Regions from separate parts of the Mus musculus genome. Here all the other regions are linked to region 1. A link is a loop called in an ENCODE intact Hi-C map of the cell type or tissue named here. Cell type or tissue: left cerebral cortex. All regions are shown on one strand.

What was found. A loop is a pair of places that touch in the nucleus more often than their neighbours do. Peaks named below come from ENCODE experiments on the same cell type or tissue, not always from the same donor. Only the 100,000 strongest peaks of a DNase experiment are listed, where the experiment ranks them.
Region 2: a loop joins it to region 1, with 2.5 times the contacts of the local background. A loop is called at or near these places in 2 of 42 quality-filtered maps.
Region 3: a loop joins it to region 1, with 4 times the contacts of the local background. A loop is called at or near these places in 3 of 42 quality-filtered maps.

What each region holds. Positions count from the first base shown.
Region 1 is chr15:33,477,351-33,485,350 of GRCm38, forward strand. All of the region lies in intron 6 of Cpq (carboxypeptidase Q), which reads left to right. Among named protein-coding and RNA genes, the nearest start is that of 4930592A05Rik, 170 kb to the right of the region's middle. In left cerebral cortex, a CTCF peak has its summit at 3,991 (motif pointing right); DNase peaks (open chromatin) are centred at 3,411 and 3,912; H3K27ac peaks cover 729 bases.
Region 2 is chr15:33,536,097-33,544,096 of GRCm38, forward strand. The region is part of intron 7 of Cpq (carboxypeptidase Q); the gene reads left to right. Among named protein-coding and RNA genes, the nearest start is that of 4930592A05Rik, 110 kb to the right of the region's middle. In left cerebral cortex, no CTCF peak of the experiment used is centred here; a DNase peak (open chromatin) is centred at 4,312.
Region 3 is chr15:33,684,247-33,692,246 of GRCm38, forward strand. It overlaps Tspyl5 (testis-specific protein, Y-encoded-like 5), which reads right to left and starts at 3,637. Exons shown (of 1, transcript NM_001085421.1): 1 at 1-3,637. The coding sequence starts at 3,551. The coding sequence ends at 2,331. In left cerebral cortex, no CTCF peak of the experiment used is centred here; DNase peaks (open chromatin) are centred at 3,144, 3,639 and 4,223; H3K4me3 peaks cover 1,886 bases; H3K27ac peaks cover 1,900 bases.

The DNA.
Region 1 (8,000 bases):
CTTCTATTAAAATGAATCATATTTTATATGTTTCAATTATATATTCAAAGCTTGCTATTCTCCTAAAGGACCCGAGTTTGGTTCGCAGCATCCCACTGCCTGACACCCTTTTCTGGCTTCCACAGGCATTCATACAGGTGACATATACACACAGGCACACATACATGGCCATGAATTTAAAAATAAAAATAAATCTTTAAAAACCATACTTAATCTTGAAATAGTGAGGGAGCTATGGACAGATTATCTGGATTCAAATAGGTACGCTTGGCTTGATATAAAAGAGAGGGTTTGGCCCCTCCTCGCTCTCTCTGCTTCTCTGACTCTTCTCTTCCTAACCCCTTTTTCCCTCTCTCCTCTTCCTCTTCTTCCCTCTCTACATGTGTTCTTGGCAGGCCTCTTTTTATCTCTCCTCTCCTCTCCCCTCCTCTCACCTTCACTTTTCTTTTCTTCTCTCCCTTCCTTCCCCCCTTCCTCTGCTTCTAGCTCTATCCTACACTATGCCCATGGTGTTGTTGGTATCTCAGGGGAAGGGATGCTTCAGTCTGGGCCTACCAAGTCATCCCTCCCACTTCACCATACCACACTGTACAAAACATCCTTGTCTTTTATAAAACACAACAAGGAGACCTCTCTGAAGGCCTATTGGAGGGCACTAGTCTTTATTACCATTGGACAATCAGGAGACTATACCAAAGAGCAATTGCTTCCAGTTGCTCTCCCTCATGTAGAAAGAACAATCTTCGGTATACATGAAGACTTTATGAAAAACTTTAATGACTTATTAAAAACTCAGGCTTAAAATTCAATGATTGCTGTTGACAGAAGTACAAAGAATTTAAGTGAAGATGCAATGAATTCCCCCAGTGAGAAATCTTGTACATTAACAGGCAGTGTAAGGATCAACTCACAGCACAGTTTGTTTCCTTATCTGGAATTTGGCAACATCCTGTGGAATACAAGATACATTCCCATTTACAAAATGTTAAAATTGGTGGAAAATACGGATCTTATAATCAAAGCACTGTGGGGCATATTTATTGAGTTTTGTAGTAGTTTTGTAATGAAAGATACAAATTATCAGAGAAATAAGACTTTTTCTTTCCTTTTTTTTTTTTTTAAAGAAAAGCATTTAAGTAGCCTCTATTTATCCCAGTTTCCTGAAGATAGTCTAGTTTCAACACATTATCTTGTCATAATTGTTTCCTTTCCCTCCCAAAGTACCCTTCCTGGGATATGACTTAACATTCTGGTTATGAGTCACTCTTCCGTATAGTGATCATAAGTCTCAATAGAGCAAAGTAAGCATGTGATGTACCTTTGAATTTATGCAAAATAGTCTCAGATTCTTCAGAGAACTTGCTCCTTTGCTAAAGATGGCATGAGCCTAAGAAAGATCAAGTAGTTCACAAGGTCTTTCATCAATTATAGAAGGGAAACAAGATCCCAATTCACAGTGTTCAGTGCAGAATAACCCTACTAAATAAAACAAGAATAAAAATAGCAACAGTTAATCCTTATTATTAATAAAACTACCATTCAACAATCAGAGAACGTTGTCCACTGCATGTGTCCTGAACCACTTTGGTAGTGAATATATAAAATAAAAAGCACAATGCTACAAGGACAAGAACATTATTAAAAATGTTACCTAATTTTTAAGCTGGATTTATAGCCATTGTATGTGTGATGCTTAAACTTTATTAAATAACTCTAACTATGATTAAACTGTTGCCATAAATTCAATGTGATAAACATGTAAGTTTATCTTTGCAGCATACCTAAGATGTCGTGAAAATATCTGTGGTATCTGTAGCTGACAAAGTGACAGGTTCTCTGTGGTTTGTTGCTAACCTCCATAATCTAAAGAAATTCTAAGAGCCCATTAATTTGAGGGGTTAGGTGTCCCTTGTCTCAGAGAAGGGAAATTGTTTCTCCTCAACCCAATTAGATCATTGCAAACACCTATTTGGATCTCTCCCTATAATCTCTATAATTTCTTAGCCTCCTTTTATCTAAAATATACCTATTAAGTTAACTTAACTCTTTTCGAAGTCAAATTGCCTCATCTGTTTATTATTTTCTTTCATTTTGCCTGACTACTTTAAAACTCAGGAAGTATGAAAAGCAATTGTTAAAGCTCTCGGTGGTCCCAGGATGCAGTTATTGGTTCCTGTAATTGAGTCTTGCTGATTATACCGAGTGTTAGTAGCCTCATTTTGTACCAGCTTTAACATAACAAACATAAGGTTTTAAAAATGTGTTTTTAATATGTATAAATAGCATTTAAGACTTCACACAGCAGTTCTTTTCTTGTTACTTATTGCCATGCCCTCCTGTGAGTGAAAGCCATTTCATTTCATTAAATCCAACACAAGGTGGGCTTCATCTGAAGTGGTGAAATAAAGACAGGATCTGCCAAGGATATGCTTGATCCAGACTTCACCTAAGAAGGAGAAACTAATTGCTGCTAAGCCTCCAAGTAAGATTACCTTATCATTCCCTTATTGAAAGGACCTTACAAATTTTACTTGTGTTTTGATAACTTATAATCATTTTGAAAGGCAACCTCATGCCAAATAGCGTACATGAAATATTTTACATAATTCATTTCAAATATACTAATTTTTATTCTAACAAAATATTAATTCCTTCCCATGTGATAACAAGTGCCCTTCATGTGCCTTTGACTAGTTTTCCACAAAGCACCATCTTCAAACTTTCTAACAATGTTGTTAATAGCATCTCAGACTTCTCAGGACATCATCTGCTACAGAGATCCTCATGTTGGCATTTGTAGATGACTTATCTCCCATAACTTTTCTTTTTTGTTTTATTTTTAAATTTATTTTAGTGTGACTCATAAAAACATGTAGTCATACTTACAAAGGGAGTAACATGAATGCTTTGATACATGGGTGAGAAGCATAATATTTAAATTTGGTTAAAGTCCTATTTTCTCAAACACATCATGTTTTTTAGTGTAAGAAGCTTCAAATTCCTTTCTTATGCTCTTCAGGAAAACGTAGATCATGCCTGATAACACAATTGCCTGTAACAGTAGGTTCCCAGGACTTCTTGCCTCTAGCTAACTTGTGAGCACCCACTAGTCACCCTTCCCATTGTGTGCTTTCTCCTCAACCCTCCCAAACTATAGAAATTACATTTTGCTCTCAACAGACCATGCTACCAGCCCCCACCCAGAGAATATTGGATCTGCAGATGAAAAACACAGATGCACACAGTTGTTCAATTTCAACTTGCCTTATTGGCTCAACTGCTGGATGCCTCCAATCTACCTCAAGCAGCATTCGCTTCCCAGTACTCCCAAATTAGCACCCTAAATCTGCACTCAATTTCAGTTGCTCAGCCACCTTTCCCAGCTCAACACCCCCAACCTCCCATCTGTAGAAACAGCTTGTGGTTCCTCTGTGAAAGATCTCACATGACTGGTTGGCTTTTCTACCTCCAAAGCAAGGCGAAAACTCTCTCCCCCTCTTCTTGCATCTGCTCGCTTGCCTGCAGAAATCCCACAGTCCTGTCTATTCCTCTGTCCAGCAATAGGCCAATGGCATTTTTACTGATAGATCAACAACGAATTGAGGAACAGGACCTTAGCATCAGAACCATCCCTACAGAGGGGTCAAGATGAAATGATCTGGACACTACCTCAGCACTCCTATAGGACAGTGATGTTATCCAGGGTTGCTGAAGGTCAGGCGGATATTGAAAGTAGAGCAACAGAATCGGTGATAGATTCCATTGGAAGGTAGTGTCAAGAATGGTTGTTAACATTTCCAGACTCAATGACCTCAGTGCTTTTGCTGTTTACTAAGCCATTTCTCCTTAGAGGTAAGGAGATCAACTCAGAAAGAAGCAATATAATGACAGATGGGAAGAGAAAAGGCTTGTGTTGGGGCTAGGAGCCAAGGAAAGTACTGACAGCATCTCGGGGATAGAAAATGAAGAAAATTGCTCAGGTCCTCCAGATGGAGCTCATCAGCAGTACCAGCTTCTTGACTTCAGCTTTTCGAGATTCTCTTCATAATAAAAGGAACATTTTGTTGTTGTTATTGTTGTTGTTATTGCAGGTTGTTAGACTATAGTGATTTATTTATTTATTTATTTTAATTAGGTATTTTCCTCGTTTACATTTTCAATGCTATCCCAAAGGTCCCCCATACCCACCCCCCCAATCCCCTACCCACCCACTCCCCCTTTTTGGCCCTGGCATTCCCCTGTACTGGGGCATATAAAGTTTGCAAGTCCAATGGGCCTCTCTTTGCAGTGATGGCCGACTAGGCCATCTTTTGATACATATGCAGCTAGAGACAAGAGCTCCGGGGTACTGGTTAGTTCATATTGTTGTTCCACCTATAGGGTTGCAGTTCCCATTAGCTCCTTGGGTAATTTCTCTAGCTCCTCCATTGGGGGCCGTGTGACCCATCCAATAGCTGACTGTGATCATCCACTTCTGTGTTTGCTAGGCCCCGGCATAGTCTCACAAGAGAGAGCTATATCTGGGTCCTTTCAGCAAAATCTTGCTAGTGTATGCAATGGTGTCAGCATTTGGAAGCTGATTATGGGATGGATCCCTGCATATGGCAATCACTAGATGGTCCATCCTTTCGTCACAGCTCCAAATTTTGTCTCTGTAACTCCTTCCATGGGTGTTTTGTTCCCATTTCTAAGAAAGGGTAAAGTGTCCACACTTTGGTCTTCGTTCTTCTTGAATTTCATGTGTTTGGCAAGTTGTATCTTACATCTTGGGTATCCTAAGTTTCTGGGCTAATATCCACTTATCAGTGACTATAGTGATTTATTAAAGCAGCATAGGAAACTGATACGTGTACAGGTATATTAATCTGAATGTGAAATTCAGGAGAGAAATTTCGTCACAAAATAGAATCCCTTAAAAAGGTTGCAATTCCCAGCAAAGTAAGCATGAACTGAGAGGAGTCAAGGTGCTTTTATATTGTTTCTGACCATACAATACCCAAGGGCAGATTGTCCTTGGTAAAAGAAAAATGGAGAAAGAGCATCCAGTAAGACACAAAGAGAGCTGACAGCTTCAGATCCCAGAAGCTGAGGGAAAGAACTATTTCCAGGCAGAGGCCAAGTGCCAAGTGTAGTTCAATTGGCATTTGTTACTTTATGGTCACTTTTGATCTCAGACCTGGAATGGTTTGTAATTGCCTATAAAACACTGGGAAGGACACTTGATATTTGTGGGCAGCCTACCTGTAGAGTGTATTTGCCTTATGCTTTTAAACTTTATATACCTTGCTCCTCTCTTGTAAACTGACATATTTCAAGAGCAGTATTTGGATGCAGAAATCAATGTCACTTCATTCATTTCTTCCTTTGTTGTGTATTTCAAGGTTCCTCTTGTCTAGGACCTAGGAATATACTGTAAACAAACATAACAAAAACAAACAAACAAACATAATTCTCAACTCTCCAGAACTTCCAGAATAGTGGCTTTTTCTTGGAAAAGTATCCCCTTGTCCATGAAGTTTGACCCAGGCTTTCCATCTGCTTTTGGAACATGGTCTGAGAATTCATCACATGTGAGGTAACCGTCAGGGTCTTCTGGTGAGCTCTGGCCCCCTGCAATGCTATCCAGGTCTTTGTAAATGACACACTTCACAGACCACCAGTATGATTTACTGTTAAAACTAAGATATCCCTGCAAGAGAAATGGGGCCCCTATTAATAATCATACTGAGATAAGCAAGACAACTAGGTCTGCCCAGGGCTAATAGGGATGCTTGGCCTCCCATTCCTCAGCTTTTTCTTAATATATATTAAATAAACACATATTTCTCCTTGAATAAACATATCTAGTAAAATAAAACTTAATATTTTGTCTTTCACTTTAATTGATGACCAATGTTTAGGAAAAAAAAATATTTTAAAATTCAAGGTTTCTGCACCTTTTAACAATGTCCCTGAAGACTTTAATTATTTTATCTAGTACCCATCATTATAAATAGCCTCAAAATAAATCCCCATAAAAAATGAATCCTGGAAAAAAATCACTGCTGAGTTTTTCTTTTTCCACTTCTAAGAATTAAGCTTAGGGTCCTGGTCAATGGGACAAGACCTCTACACAGAGCTTGATATTCGGCCCTCTTTTAACTTTTAAAAATGTATTCTCGTTTGTATTGATGGAACATACACACATTCTGCAGATGTACTCACAGAAGCCAGATGAGGGAATTAGATTCCTGGAGCTAGAGGCACAGGTAGCTGTGGCATGTCCTTCGGTTCTGGTATCTAAATTCTTATCCTCTGGAGGAGCATCCAATGCTTTTAACCTCTAAACTAACTCTCCATGCCCTACCCTCAAGTCTTACTGAGGCAAGGACTCACTCAGTTGCCCAAGCTGACCTTGAACTTGCAGTCCTCCTCTTTGAATCTCCTAAGTGGCTCCTAAGATTAGAAAGGGGCACAAGAAGCTCGAGCAGCATCTATTTCAAGGAACTAGAAGTTGGTTTTCTTTTGCAAGATAATGAAAGCTCAGTAGGGCATCACTCTAGCCTCCCACTTAACATCAGCAGCCACAGATAGCACAGTGTCCTCCTGTCTAAACTTCCCCAGTTTCACCTTTCCCCTGCAGTATTTATTGAGCTTCTCATACATGCTGCTGTTATGCTGGGGATGCAACAGAGATACTACACAGCTTTGCCCCTTGTCTCCTCTCGGCTCTTGAGCATTTTCTGGCTCTTAATGTGGCCTTAGGCACTTTACTTACAGGAGACCTTGAATTTTTACAGGAGCAAAAGGAGAAAACACAAATGTAATGAAGTACAACAGGCCAGCATATTAGATTGGGCTGTGGTATGCTTGTTGCAAAAGGCTCAGAGATCACTTAGGGAACTGAGGGCCCTGATGCTCTCCTGCCAGGCTTCCATTCAGAAAGTAACTTTTAAGCTAAATTTCATATCTTTATTAATAGTAGTAGAGGTATTTGAACAAATAAAGCATATGAGGATGTTGTCAAAATCACGAAGTGCACAAGTGCTGTCAATTTTCCATGAAAAAGAAAAGTCATGAGTTGATGTGGAGTGGCTTTGGACTAGGCTGATTCTTGAGTACAAATTAGTCTATTTTCTTTGCAAGACAAGAAAATTATGACTATTATTGATGGCTATTCTTTGTTGTTAACTTGACCACATCTGGAATTAACTAAAACCCAAATGATCAGAAACACATGTGAGGTATTTTTTCTTCATAAAATCATTTGGTGTTGGAAGGCCCCTTTCTAATACAGATCTTTGAGGTAGAAGATGATAAAACTTCAATCCAAATCTTTTGAAGTGGGAAGATCCACCTTTAATCTGAACCACACCTTCTGATGGCAGCCTATAATAAAAAGGACATGGAATAAGGAAGCTCTTTTTGTCTGTTTTCTCTTACCCTATCTTCATTGGCATTGGAGCTTACTTCCTTAGGATTCCAGTGTGTGTGTGTGTGTGTGTGTGTGTGTGTGTGTGTGTGTGTGTATAATGAAGACCAGCTGGGATATCCAGCCTCATGGATTAAACACTGGATTTTTAGATTTTCCATTCATAGGCAGTCATTGCTGAGTTAGTGGCCTGTAAGCCACTCTAATAAAATTCCCATTATGTATAATATATGTAATATATCATATATAATTTCCCTTATATATTCATATGTATGCATATTTATACACATAGGTATCTATCTATAGGTAGATAGATAGGCAGACAGACAGACATTCATTCTGATCAGTTCTCTTCCTGTAGATAACTTTGACTAATACAATTTCTTTTAAATGACATGTCTGGTCATAAGAAAATAAACTCAGAAGTAATCTTAGAAACATTTAAAGAAGTTGAAGTCGGCTTCCCAACCAAGAACGGGGCAAGAGAAGTTGACCAGAAAGCACTCTGATACGAGGCACACTCTCATCATCAACCACAAAACCATGTCTTTTTCTTCTCTTAAAAGGTCCTTGTGTTAAAGGAAGTGAT
Region 2 (8,000 bases), 59 kb after region 1:
CCAAGTGCTGGGATTAAAGGCGTGTGCCACCACTTAGCCACATCTGAGGAAGTTTTCAGGTTAGAATTGCAACTCTGCTGACAACTTTATGACTAGATATCTGTCTTAGTCAGGGTTTCTATTCCTGCACAAACATCATGACCAAGAAGCAAGTTGGGGAGGAAAGGGTTTATTCAGCTTATATTTCCACATTGCTGTTCATCACTGAAAGAAGTCAGGACTGGAACTCAAGCAGGTCAGAAGCAGGAGCTGATGCAGAGGCCATGGAGGGATGTTACTTACTGGCTTGCTTCCCCTGGCTTGCTCAGCTTGCTCTCTTATAGAACCAAGATTACCAGCCCAGAGATGGCACCACCCACAAGGAGCCTTTCCCCCTTGATCACTAATTGAGAAAATGCCTTACAGTTGGATCTCATGGAGGCATTTCCTCAACTGAAGCTCCTTTCTCTGTGATAACTCCAGCTGTGTCAAGTTGACACAAAACTAGCCAGTACAATGTTAATGAGCAAAAATTTCAGACAAGCATCGTCACATGTAAAGCATCCACTTAGCAAATACTGATTAGTGAAGGAACTTGCAGAGACTTTATGATGTTTGGTAAATTTGAATGTGCTCCAGATCTATATTTTGAGGCTTCTGAACAGTATTTTGTACAAGATATTCAGTCAAGACAAGTGAAGACTCCAGGAACAGGGTTCTGTTAGTCATCAGGCTAATTTCAGGAATCAAGGATTCTTCAGTGTTCTTGACTCTTGAGGGCTTTAACTAAGTTAAGCCATTGCTGAAAGTAAAACCTGTAGACTTAATGGTATTCTGTGATGGAGTATAGCAGTTACACGGTGTCTCTAATGGATTTCTGTGAATCGACATATAATGAACACCTTTAATTTCACTAATAAAAGCCCTTTTCTAAAAGGGCACCCTGAGCTAAATTCAGTGAACAAAAGTGCATATCAGAATTTTCAGTGTGCAATTGGCAAAGCATTGCTTATAGGTTAAGATGGAGAATGCAGCAACTCACAGCAGGCAGAGACCTGTTGGCTTCTGCACTCTGCATTAGGTCTCAGCAATACCAGCCCATGGCAGGTTGGCAGAGACCCCTGAGCTTTGCATTCTCTCTGTTCTAGGTTCTCAGCAGCACCAGATTTATGAACTTAGCAAGGATCACATAGTATCACATTTTACAGCTGAAAAAACTCCAAAATTTTGGAGTTTTTCTAGTTGTGGCAAGATATACATTATCTGAAGTCTACTGCTTTAGATATATTAAGATGAAGTTGTGGCATTAAGTACATTCATATTGTCCATCACTGCCATGTAAGGTCATCTTTTATTTTCCTGTGCTGACATGCTGAACACTATACCCATGAAACAATAAAATCCAACCTTGCATTTCCTTGCTCATCTAGCTCCAGTAAACTACATATTTTCTATATTCTGAGTGAATGTTCTGTGAGTGTTCTTTCCACTTGCAAAAGTAGAATCACCCAAATTGTTGTCGTTTTCTCTTAACAATAACTTTAACATTCACTTGTGTAGTAACAGGTATTAGAATTTCATCTTAAGACTGAATAACATCCTGTTGTATAACAGCCTTTTGCTATCTGCTCCTCAATTCATAGACATTTCCACTGTTTCCACCGTTGGGCTACTATAAACAGTTCTAGCATAAACAGTAGCATAGTTACATAAGTTGTAATATTCTCAGTAGATTACAGACATAACAGTTTGGCATTTTTTCTAGAAACTTAAGTAACTAGGAGGCCAGGAGTGGTGGCACAAGCCTGAAAGATAACAGCTTGGTTCCTGTGGTTTCAAGGCTAGCCTTGTGGGTTTCAGGCTGTCCTGTGTGTTGTGATCCTATATGAACAAATATGCTTGTAATCCTTCCTCTTTAAAAACAAACAAATGAAACTAAAGAACTAAAAGAACTAGGCAGATAATACAGGCAGATGCTGCCTGATTCTTTAGTGCTAGTGCAGCTTACTAAGAGGCTTGAGGCTTCCTTTGTACCTTACTACAGCTGAAAATGGCTTTATGGGTCTTTTAAATAAGATTTTAGTGAGGACCCAATTGAAAGCCATGATTTGATATTGTAAATCTGAATTTACTATGAACTACTTATTCATAATTTTCTTATATGGTATTTTCATCCCATAGACATCAGATGGGTTCCAAAATTCATTTGGTGATTCTTCTTAGATGCCATGATGCAGTGGCATAAAACATAAAACTGTGACTGCAGCTTCTTCATCATTGAATGCTGAAATACCCTCTCCTCTTCCATACTACCAGAAGAACAGAATATTTCTTTCATTAATAATAATTTCCCTGTTCAAGGCCATGCCCATGAGAAGTGTCTGACCTGAATGCTAATGAAGGTCACAGAAAAAAATGCATGGGTTATACACTGGCAGAAAGTGGAGGGGTTGCATTTGTGCACAGTGGCAAGTTTGTTTCTTTAATTTATATGTGTGAATACATATGTTTATAAAATTGGGAGAGTTAAGGCTAAGCCCTTTGGTCACTGGGGGTGCCTACAGAACAGAAAACCTCCATGCTGTCCTTGACACACTAGGAAGCAAGTAGAACTCCCAAGCAATTAATTCTTGACTTCTGCCCATTTCTCTGCCAGGGATGGACTATACAAAGTTGAAAAAGTTAGCCTTGGCTCTCAATCATACACCAACACACTTATATTTTTTCTTCCAATTTTATTAGGTATTTTCTTCATTTACATTTCAAATGCTATCCCGAAAGTCCCCTATACCTTCCCCCCGCCACCGCTCCCCTACCCATCCACTCCCACTTCTTGGCCCTGGTGTTCTCTTGTACTGGGGCATATAAAGTTTGCAAGACCAAGTGGCCTCTCTTCCCAATGATGGCTGACTAGGCCATCTTCTGCTATATATGCAGCTAGAGACATGAGCTCTAGGGGTGCTGGTTAGTTCATATTGTTGTTCCACCTATAGGGTTGCAGACCCCTTCAGCTCCTTGGGTACTTTCTCTAGCTCCTCCATTGTGGGCCCGGTGTTCCATCCAATAGCTGACTGTGAGCATCCACTTCTGTGTTTGCCAGGCACTGGCATAGCCTCACAAGAGACAGCTATATCAGGGTCCTTTCAGCAAAATCTTGCTGGCATATGCAATAGTGTCTGCATTTGGTGGCTGATTATGGGATGGATCCCCAGGTGCAGCAGTCTCTGGATGGTCCTTCCTTTTGTCTCAGCTCCAAACTTTGTCTCTGTAACTCCTTCCCTGGGTATTTTGTCCCTTAACGGAGAAATGGATACAGAAAATGTGGTACACTTACACAATGGAGTACTACTCAGCTATTAAAAACAATGAATTTATGAAATTCCTAGGCAAATGGATGGATCTGGAGGGTATCATCCTGAGTGAGGTAACCCAATCACAAAAGAACTCACATGATATGTACTCACTGACAAGGGGATATTAGCCCAGAAACTTAGAATACCCAAGATACAATTTGCAAAACACATGAAGCTCAAGAAGAACGAAGACCAAAGTGCAGATACTTCACCCCTTCTTAGAATTGGGAAGGGAACCAACACACTTATTGTGTTGAGATTCTACTGTGGGCCAAAGGCTAAAGATACCTTGGTATTATAATTTGAATGTGAAATGTCCCCTACAAGCTTTTTTGTTTGAACATGTGGTTCCATGATGGTGGTGCTATAATATGATGTTTTGGAACTTTGAGGATACAGAACTTACTTGGTAGATGTACATCATAGGAAAAGATCGTGGATTATGTATCTCAGCTTTCCTTGTGGTCTAAACTCTACTTCCTGACCAGTGCCATGTAATAACAGAAACAGGGGCTCACATGGAAGAGTGACAACAGTCTTGACAGAAGGTTTATGGAACTTGGACTGGGACACAGCAACAGCTGAAGGAGTTGAAAGTGACTATGTTTTGAATTTTCTTTGTTTGTAGAGATGATAGGGTCCTGATCAATGGGAAAAAATATTTAGTTACTCCAAATTGGCCATGTAATTATGAACCGAGACCAGTGAACCAAGATAACCATTACTGTTTCAAATCTAAGTTGATTCTTATTATCAATTTAATTTCTACATGTATCACAAGTCATTGTTAGTAACTTTTACTCATGGTTGTATAGCCACTTGGATGATTTCTCTATGAAGAAGTTAAGGCACAGAGAGACAGTACTACTCAAAGATAAACAGCTGTTGAGTGGGAGAAATGGTTCCTCTCCTCTTTGGCTCCACCAAGCAGCTCCCACTGGCCTTTCAAATGTAGAAGCTTGGGAGTACCCGGAAAAGAACTGCAATTTTTTGAAGGCTTGAAGGAATTATTTTCATCTTTAGTAAAAATGACTGAAATAACTGAAGAGATGACTCAGAAGCAAACAGCACCCCCCCTTTAAGCACCAACCATGTGATTTCTTTCCAGATACTGAAATCTATGGTTCTTGTATCTTTTGTCAGCATACTTGCTGAACAGTCAAGTGATTTCAATAAATACCTATGTATTGCAGTAAATTGTTAAAGTCTGCTCTATGCTCCTGTTGGAGGCTCCTCTAAATCCTCCCAAATGTTTTGGATTCATGAATGAAAGACACACACACACACAAACACACACACACACATATACACCGCTTATTTTTAATATGCCTTAACGTGCTCAATGGTTATTCCTCTGATATTCCTGAGTTAATGCTTATTAAATCTATATTTTATCTTTGTTGCCCTTGGACCCTTCTGGGCAGCCCTTCTGGGGCCACTTTCCTCCTTGCACCTATATTTCATCCGTCTCTCCCTCCTGTGCCTTCCCAGCATGGTCTGCCTATGCCCTTTTCTTGGAGGACTCCCTTCTTCCTCCTCTCTTGTGTTTCTTGCCTGGGCATCCTAAAAGTCCTGCCTCTGTCTACCAGCCCAGCCATTGGCTGCTGGCAACTTTATTTCCCAACTGGGGCAGAGCCAACTGGGGGCAGGTTTTTGGGTAACATATTAGCATAAGAACACAAGCCACTATACCTGGGTGCCCCTATACACTGCCAAGTTATTCCCTGAATAGAAGGATGAGAATTGGGGACAGATGGGATTAAAACACATCCCCATTCATAACATCTCTTAAGATCAATGGACTCAATTCTCTAATGAAGTGACATAGACTAACAGACTGGATACATAAACAGGACACAGCATTTTGCTGCATACAGGAAACCCACCTCAGTGACAAAGACAGACACTACCTCAGAGTGAAAGGCTGAAAAAAAAAAAAAAAAAAAAAAAAACCTTTGTAAGCAAATGGTCCCAAGAAACAAGCTCAAGTAGACATTCTAACATCAAATAACATCGACTTTCAACCAGAAGTTATCAAAAAAGATAAGGAAGGACACTCCATACTCAATAAAGGAAAAATCTACCATGATGAACTCTCAATTCTGAACATCTATGCTCCAAATGCAAGGGCACCTACATTCATAAAAAAATAAAAAATAAATAAATAAAATAACAAAAACAAAAACAAAACAAAACAACAACAACAAAAACTTTACTAAAACTCAAAGCACACATTGCACCTCACATAATAATAGTGGGAAACTCCAACAACAAACTCTCAACAATGGACACATCATTGAAACAGAAATTAAACAGAGCAATAGTGAAACTAACACAAGTTATGAACAAAATGAGTTTAACAGATATGTATAGAGCATTTCATCCTAAAACAAAAGCATATACCTTCTTCTCAGCACCTCATAATACCTTCTCCAAAACTGACCATATGATCACTTACAAAATAAGCCTCAACAGATGTAAGAAGATTGATATAATCCCATATACCCTATCAGATCACCATGGACTAAGGCTGGTCTTCAATAACAACAAAAACAATAGAAAACCCACACATGGAGCTGAACAATGTTCTACTCAACTATATCTTGGTCAAAGAAGAAATAATGCAAGAAATTAAAGACATTTTAGAATGTAATGAAAATGAAGCCACAACATACCCAAACTTATGGGACACAATGAAAACAATGCTAACATGAAAATTCATAGCTATGAGTGTCTCTAAAAGGAAACTGGAGAGAGCATACACTAGCAGCTTGGCAGCACACCTGAGAGCTATAAAACATAAAGAAGCAAGTATACCCAAGAGGAGTAGACAGCAGAAAATAATCAAATTCAGAGCTGAAATCAACCAAGTAGAGTCAAAGAACAAAAAATTTTACTAAGAATCAACAAAACCAGGAGCAGTTCTTTAAGAACATCAACAAGATAAATATACCTTTAGCCAGAGTAACCAGACAGCACAGAATTGTATCTAAATTAACAAAATCAGAAATGAAAAGGGAGACATAACAACAGAAAATGAGGAAATTTTAAAAAAAAATCATCAGATTCTACTACAAAAGCCTATATTCAACAAAACTGGAAATTCTAGATGAAATGGCCAATTTTCTAGACAGATACCAGATAGTTAAATCAGGATCAGATAAAACATCTGAACAGTCCCACAACCCCAAAAGAAATAGAAGCAGTCATTAATAGTCTCCCTTCTAAAATAAGCCCATTACTAAATGGGTTTAGTGCAAAATTCTATCAGACCTTTGAAGAAGACCTTATACCAATACTCTTCAAACTTTTCCACAAAATAAAAACATAAGGAACACTATGCAATTCATCCTACAAAGCCACAATTATGCTTATACCTAAACCACACAAAGAACCAACAAAGAAAGAGATCTTCAGACCAATTTCCGTTATGAATATTGATACAAAAATACTCAATAAAATTCTCACAGACCAAATCCAAGAACACATCAAAATGATCATCCATCATGATCAAGTATGCTTCATTCCTGGGATGCAGGGATGTTTCAATCTATGGAAATCCATGAATGTAATCACTATATAAACAAATTCAAAGAAAAAAACTACATTCATATCCCATTAGATGCTGAAAAATGCATTTGACAAAATTTAATACCCCTTCATGGTAAAAGATTTGAAAGGAACAGAGATATATGGCCCATACCTAAACATAGGAAAAGCAATCAATATATAGCAATCCAATAGCCAACATCAAACTAAATGAAGACAAACTTGAAGCTAAATCTAAAATCAGGGACTAAACTAAACTAAAATCGGGGACTATACAAGGCTGCCCACTCTCTCCCTATCTATTCAATATACTGCTTGAAGTCCTAGCCAGAGCAATTAGACAACAAAAGGAGATCAAAGGGATACAAATTGGAAAGGAGGAAGTCATAATATTTGCAGATGATATGATAGTATATATAAGTGATCCTAAAAATTCCACCAGAGAATTCCTAAACCTGATATACAACTTCAGCAAAGTGGCTGGATATAAAATGAACTCTAACAACTCAGCAGCCTGCCTCCACTCAAAGAATAAACAGGCTGAGAAAGAAATCACGGAAACGACACCCTTCACAATAGTCACAAATAATATAAAATACCTAGGAGTGTCTCTAACCAAGCAAGTAAAAGATCTGTATGACAAGAACTTCAAGTCCCATAATAAAGAAATCAAAGAATATCTCAGAAGATGGAAAAATCACCCATGCTCAGGGAGTGGCAGGATTAATTTACTAAAAAAGGCCATCTTACCAAAAGCCATCTACAGATTCAGGGCAATCCCCAACAAAATTTCCACTCAATAGTTCAGAAAGTTAGAAAGAACAATTTACAATATCATTTGAAATAACAAAAAACACAAAATAGTGAAAACTATTCTCAATAATAAAGGAATTTCTGGGAGAACCACCATTCCTAACCTCAAGCTGTACTATAGAGCAATAGTGATAAAAACTGTACGGAATTGGTACAGAGACAGGCAAGTAGATCAATCTAATAAAATTGAAGACTCAAAAATGAACCCATATACCTTGGTCACTTGATCTTTGACAAAACACCTAAAACCATCCACTGGAAAGAAGACCACTTTTTCAACAACTGGTACTGCTTCAACTGGAGGTC
Region 3 (8,000 bases), 210 kb after region 1:
CACACAAAATTCACATTAGTGGAGTTATTGTGATCATGAGAGTGCACATTTCAGCTCAATGCCCCAGTCTCCCAAAGTAGATCCAGCTGCACTGGTATATGCACTTGGACTTTCACGAAAAATGCAGGAGGAAGAAGATACAGATGACATTAGGTTACTCATTGCTTCTAGCTACAAGGTACACAGGGTCCAGGCACCACTTTCTTCACTCTTATTTTTTGGAAATTTACATAATAAATAGCAAAAGCAAACTTATACAGCTCTGTTTTCCTCATTAGACAAAAATACAAAATGTGGTAAGATTTTAGAGGACAAATACTCAGCATTTAGCATAATCTTACACACTTTAGGATGTAACTTCTACCCAATATAGTAACATTACTTTTGGTTTGTTTCTGTAATTACAAAAAAAAAAAAAAAAAAAAGAAATTAACTAACGATGATGAAGACTGCCCAGAACTCTGAATCCATCCTTGACCTGGCATCTTGTTTACATACACCTTTAACTCTCCCATCCCAACCCTGAGTAAGGTCTCTTCTGTCACCTTCATCACTAAGAGATAGGATAACTATCTCTGCAGCATCACAATGCATTTCTATCAAGTTTTACTGACCCACTCAATACCAGGTTCATACCTATCTTGCCCTGATTCCCTTGCCTATTTTCTCAAGGACCCCCTCACAAAGGTAAGAATGAAGTCTTCCATACCAGCATGGGGGCTGGCTTACAGAGTTCTACTTTCCAAAGAAGATAAGTCAGAACACAGACAAACTTTGGTAGAGATGGTCCAGCTCAGCCTGCACACTTACCAGAAATATCTAGAACAGGTTCTGCCTGTCCTGTCCCCAGTAACACCTTGGGATTCTTCCATAGTGAGTACATTTGGGCTAAGAAACAAAGATAGCAAAGCACTACTGAGTGGGAAAGCTGGGGGCTGGGGACCCCAGTGGCATAGGCTATCAAATGAGACAAAAGGAAGAAGCCCCTGGGACTTAAAAAGAAACAGACAGAAGACACAAGAGACCACAACACTGCTGCCTTAGGGTTTCTAATTCTAGCAGATGCATACAACTTTAGAACTACTGAACAAAGCCAGGATTCAGGACCTATGTCTGACCATAGACTCTCTTGAGACCTTTTGGTTTTTCTTTATCCTATCTCAGCCTACTACATGAGTGTGCAAAGGAAGCCTCTTTCTGCCTCCCTAACTGTATGTAGAAAAGTCTGGTTGATGATTTTTTTTTTGTCTGCACTGTGATGCTATTTTAAAAGGCTGGGAGAGGGTTCATAAGGAGAGTAGGAAGTCCCAAGGTAGGTTGATAGGGAAGGAGACTAAGTTGCATGAAGGTGTGACGTAAACATGGGCATAGAAATGAAAAATCTCTCTTCCTCAAAATTCCTTCTTGTCCCTTCTTAGCAAGGAATAAGGAATAAGAGAAATGGCACAGATACCCAGTTGATAAAGATGTGGTCCAAAGCTCTACCCTTCTCAGGGCTCACAACATGAGAGCAACAAGCATATGTTCACAAATGCCAGGCTGCCCACCAATCTGACAAGCAGTAGGTTTTCTAAAGTCTGGGGAAGGTGGGTTTGTAGCTCATGCATTGGGAAGGTACCTGGGTCCATAGGCAGTTCTTGAGGTCTTTGATAAGCAAGATGGAGCCAATAACACCCACCTAGCCAACAGTCAATGGACTGACTGCAGTCAGGCATAGCCAGACCATGATGAGGGTTCACTAGCAGGCTGTCTATGAGGCAAGAAGAGATGTATGATGTGAACAGAACATATTCTTGTTTTCCCTTGTCCTCATCCACACCAGTAGTCTGCTGGACCTAGGCTGAAGTGGGAAACAAAATAGGAAGAACCTTGGTTGATGTCTCCATACCCACAGAATAAAAGCACTGGCTTCATTTTGTGATAGCAATAGAAAAATCTTGCCACTGATAACATGCATGCTTAAAATGGACACAAAGCCCAGCTGACTGGCCATGAAGTAGCATAGCTTGAATATCCATCTGGACAATGACTCAGAATGTCCAGGTGAAAGGAAAGTGGGAAGAGCCAGAGCCAAGAACAGGGACTGGATAGTGTAGAGAAAGTCATATATCAGAAGTGATTGATACACAAACAGTGAGAATGTCACACATGCAACACTATTGTGACAAGGTGAGGTCATGGGGAAGCAGAGAATATTATCACAAATGTCACATTCTTGAAGATAAGTCCAAAGTGGCTACCATGTATGGTATGAACAGAAGGCAGACAACCAAACCCACGTGGTCAGCCTAACAGGTCCAGCAAGAGGTGGTAGGGAGATCTGTGTCGGATCAGTTGGGCTGCCTCACTGCAGGTGCAGGGCTCAGTTTTGCTGGACCTGGCCTTTCTTCCTTTCCTTTCTCTCCACGGGCTTCTTCACTGATCAGGTAGTACTGTAGAGGATTGGGCCACAGGTCCTCATTAATTATCTCAACAATCTTGTCAGACTCAATAGAGCTGTGATTTGAAAACCACCCAAAGAAGCTACCATTGTTTTCTGGGTTTTCCTTGCTTAGGGATTGTAGATCATGGCCTGGGAGCCACTGGATTGGAGCTGAACGAGACACCACTTGACCGGATGGACCACAGCCATATTCCTTAATGAGCACCTTGTTTTGGAAATAGGGGTTTCGGCCAAAGTAGAACTTGATTTTGTAGCCCAACCTGGCAAGGCCAAGTTCTTCCACCTCCAGTCTGTTCAAATAGCTCAATACCTCCTTATCTTTGGTATTCAGAAAAGCTGACAGCTGGGGATGGTTCTGAAAAGCTTGCCCCCAGAAGCCCGGAATGCTCTGGATGAGGAGGTTCCGGCGCTCTAAGTGGTGAAGTCGCAACTGGCCAAACTTGCGTGAAAGCCTGAGATATGCCCTGTCAGCCTGTGCATTCATGGTCTCTAGCTTTAGCTGGACCGTCTCTAGGGTATCCATGCTGCCCACTGTCGCGGGAGACCCTGCCCCAGCATGCTTCTCTGTCATCTTTTTTTCCTCCCCCACTGGAGCAGCGGCGCACAACCCCGCAGAGGCCATCTTCGGCTTCCCACTAACTGTGGCCTGAGGTCCCCTCCCCGTGGCGCTCCGAGTATCTGGGGCCTTCCTCCCGGGGACTCGCCGATTTCCAATGCGGGAGCCGCGTCGCAGCTTCGCCAAGGCTCCCACGGTTCCCACGAAGCTGGTGTCGCTGGTCAGGCGCTCGGCGAGGGAACGGGCCCTCTCCAGGTCCGGATCAGGGGCCGCCAGCCCGCGCTCGTCTGCAGCCCGAGCCCGCAACGCCAGGCCGCAGTCCAGCGGGAGGCGGCAGGCCGCCTCTTCCCGCAGCTCGGCTGGTTCGGCGCCTCCTTGAGCTGCGCCGGCCTGCACCTGCGCGGCCGCGGAGTCCTCCCCGAGCCGCGGGCTCTGTGGTGGCTTTTCGTCGTGCCAGGCGTCTTCCGCAGCGGCCCGGACCCGGGCTCTGGCCCGGCCTTTGCCCCGGCCTTTGGCGCGGGAAGACTTTCGACCCCTACTCCGTCCGCTCATGGTGCCAGAGAACAAGGTTTCAAAGCCGCTACCAGCCCAGGGTCTCTACGAAGCTGGCCTCTCCATGGCAACCGTGACGTCACCACGGCAGGACCCACTGCACCCAGTGATTGGCTCCGCTCAGCGGCTGCGTACCAGCCCACCCTCACATGCTACACGCCCTTAGTCTTATTTTGCAGTTAGAAAGTTAGTTTCCACCTGTGCTTGGCCTTGGTAGTGTTGCTGACTCATCTCCTATCATTGATAGCAAGCGTGTCCCCAGGGGTTCATAAGACAGAGCCATTGCTCCTACAGTGACATCGTAAAGGCACCCACTACCGTCTCCATCAATTTTCTAAGTATTTTTCCTCTTCTGTTATTTTCTGTGACATCTCTCATAATTAATTGGTCATCGGCATGTCTGTCTCATTACATAATTATTCTACTGTAAGATTTGTCCCAACGATTCAACTCTAGGGAATGTGAAAGCCAGAACCATAATATTTATGTAAAATGACTTAGAAAGAATAAAAAAGTAACATACAAGGCATTTTACTGAATACTAATTTTACATTATCTCTGTTCTTGAAGGAGGTATTCTTGTTCCCAGTTTCCTGATAAAATGGCAACTGAGGGCTGGTGTTAGTTACATCTCAGTGATAAAACAGTTACTCAGCATGTGGGAAGTCCTGGATTCAGTCCTTAGTGAGGAGGAGGATTCAGTCCTTAGTGAGGAGGAGGAAGAGCAGGTGGAGAGGAGAGGGATACTAAGGAACATTCTGGAGACTATACAGCGAAGGAGAAAAAGGCTTGGCCTAATTATGTTACCATGCTACCATAATCTGTTGGCCCTTTGCAAATGGCTATGGTGACTCCTAAGCTGTTCAGCATGTTAACAAATTCCAAACTCCTTGCCTAGGCACAAATCCTCCAGCTGCCTCAGGTCTACACAGAGTAACGCTGTGAATCCCAGTCCAGAGCCAGAAATAACAGGCCTGAGTCCAAGCTCCTGTAATTGGGATAGGACACACATAGAATAAAAATACCATTCTAGGAGTAGAGAAGGATTTCCAGGTGAGATTTTTGAGACAGAGGGTTTACAGGAGTAGTGAGGGAGGGAGCCCTAGAAATTTTTCATAGCCTACAGAGAATCAGCCAGAAAACCTGTCTGGCACTCCTAAAGAAACCTCATATCCTATAGCAGGGCTACAGCACCATGAGTACTGAGGGAATGCATGACAAATGTGAAGAGAAACTTTCTGAGTGGATCTTCCAGGTTCAAACACCACAACACCCTTGCAGTGAAAAACAGAGAAGTAAGCCTAGCCGTTGGGCAGGATATGGAAGCTTGCTCAAGGTGCACAAGAACTACTAGATCAGCAACTAAATGTTAACAAGCTCTCGGCCAGCTTTTATTTTTATTTATTTTAGATATTTTCTTTATTTACATTTAAAATGTTATACCCTTTCCTTGTTTCCCCCTATCCCATCCCTCCTACCCACCTGCTTACCAGCCCACCCACTCCTGCTTCCCTATTCTGGCATTGAATTCTTCCCTACACTGGGGCATTGAATTTTCACAGGACCAAGGGTCTCTCTTCCCATTGATATGCCACAGGGCCATCCTCGGCTACATATGCAGCTGGAGCCATGGGTCTGTCCATGTATACTCTTTGGTTGGTGGTTTAGTCCCTGGAAACTCTGGGGGTACTGGTTGGTTCATATTGTTGTTCCTCCTATGGGGCTGCAAACCCCTTCAGCTCCTTGGGTACTTTCCCTAGCTCCTTCATTGTGGATCCTGTGCTCAGTCCAATAGTTGGCTGAGAACATCCACCTCTGTGTTTGTCAGGCACTGGCAGAGCCTCTCAGATATATGGAGCTCCTGCCAGCAAGTACTTGTTGGAATCCACAATAGTGTCTAGATTTGGTAACTGTATATGGGATGCATCCCCAGGTGGGGCAGTCTCTGGATTGTCTTTCCTTCAGTCTCTGCTCCATACTTTATCTCTGTATCTCCCTACATGGGCATTTTGCTCCTTAGGCAGCTTTTATACACATTAAATTTTAAGTGTAGAAGCCGGGGTTGGGGAGGTTGCTCTGAAACTAAGTAATAACTGTAACTAACCAATACATGTGAGTTCTAACTTTCTCAAAAGGCCTGCAGTTGCCTGCAAAGCTCCAGCTCTGACAGGTTTCCCCTCTAACCTTCTGTCCTATGCTTTCTCCAATACTCTGGTCTCCTGCCTCAGAACCTTTATTCTGGTGCTTCCTTCAAGTGCTCAGTCTACCACATGTGGTCTGAGGCCCTATACACTTAAATTTCTCACTATTAAAGCCAACACGTGTGAAATGGTCAACTCTTTTCCATTTATGCTTTTTATTTTTTTGTCTCCCATCATACCTATCAACTTCCTACACTCTGCCAGTAGTTTGGGGGTTTTATATATAAACTTTAAAGAATACACATTTTTTTAGTTTGTGTGTGTGTGTGTGTGTGTGTGTGTGTGTGTGTGTGTGTGTGTTAGTGTAATTGTAACAGTGCAGGTGTGGAAGTCAGAAGACAATTTTGGGGAGTAGGCTCTCTTGAGTTTGAGTCTTTCTTATTGTTTTTATTGCTCTGTGTACTCTGTGTCTTTCCAGAGTTTCTGGACATTTCTCCTATCTCTGCCTCCCATCTCACCATAGGCATACTGAGATTGCAGATGCAGTGCAAGACACTGCACAGAGTGTCTGGTATTGTTTGTTTGTTTGTTTGTTTGTTTGTGTTTATGTGTGTTCCATGGGTTGAACTCAGGTGGTCAGGCTAGCACAGCTGAGTCATCTTAGGGACCCATGGTTTATTGTTTGTCTCCTCTCCAGAATGTCACCTCCATGAACAAATGGTCTCTGTTATGTTCACCGTATCTTCAGTTTCTGCATACAAATGACACTTAATCATTGATTCAAAAGGATCAACTTCAGCAGAGTTTTAAAAGAAAGTCTATAATTGAGGTGTTAAATTCAAAATACTCCCTTTTCTCCACAGAAGCAAAGCTATTGGTAAAAGCTATCTTCTTAAATCAATCTGTGGGAACATATTAAACTCTACATTTGACTAAAACTCTCTTTTGTTGCAGAGGACTCCTCAGGGGCAATGTATAAGTGAAAATCTGGAGTGACAGATGAAAATTTTGAGTTGAGAGAATTGCTATTTGACTAATAGGGATTAATTAGTTCAAAGATCACCTTAAATCCTTGTTGAAGGCCTTTCCTAACCATGTTTCATCATGCTTTTCCTGCTCAGCTCAGACTACAGTAAACAGTCCTGACTTGGATCTCACAGGGTACTGGCTCGCTGTACTATTTGTTCAGCAGTTAGACACCACAGAATTGCTTCTTAAACTGGATAATTATAGTTTGGACTCTAAATCTCAGATAAATAGTGAGTTGAAGTAACTGGTATCCCTCTACAAATTGGGGCACTTCTGTGAGCACTTGAGGCTTAAGACATCTCTGTTGTGAAGAGTCATAATCCAACATCAGTACCTGCATTGTATAACTCACTAGAGGCTGAGCCACTGCAGGATTAGCAGCAGCCAGGCCAGTGCAAACACAGTTTAGTGTACAATCTACCATGAGCCTTGTCTCATACTGTCACATAGATCAGCATCAGGTAAGTAGAGACAAATGAGACACTAGCTAGCACACTGTACAGAAATGCTCTGACCTGGGTCCCCCAGTCCCTGTACCTTTTGCATTTAAAAGGCTAGTCTACAGTGATGAACTGATTTTTCTTCATGAGTATTAATAACAAATTTTATGTGATTGGAGCTTAGGTTCCTACTCAGATAGGTAACTGTGTAAAAGGGACTATGTATCTTTTTATTTTCATCTATTGAAGCCCCAAGTATGGAGCTTTACACATGCTAGTAATTGTGATGAAAGTTCACGTTTACTTGTACTTTATACAATGCCAAGTCTTAACTCATGTAATCCCCATAGCTACCTGATGGGGAAGAAACAATTATTTCTCCCATTTAAAGATGGGGTTACTGCTACACAAACTGGTTCAGTAGCTTCTCTAATGTTACACAGCCAGAAAGTGCTCTTCACAAAGGTATTTCTTTTTTTTTTTTTCTGTTGATGTTTCTTTTTTTTTAATTAGATATTTTCTTTATATACATTTCAAATTTCAAATGCCACCCCAAAAGTTCCCTATAGCCTCCCCCCGCCCTTCTTCTACCCACCCACTCTTGGCCCTGGCATTCCCCTGTACTGGGGCATATAAAGTTTGCAATACCAAGGGGTCTCTTTTCCCAATGATGGCCGACTAGGCCATCTTCTACTACATATGCAGCTAGAGACATGAGCTCTGGGGGTACTGATTAGTTCATATTGTTGTTCCACCTGTAAGGTTGCAGACCCCTTCAGCTCTTGGGTATTTTCTCTAGCTGCTCCATTGGGGGCCCTGTGTTCCATCTTATAGATGAC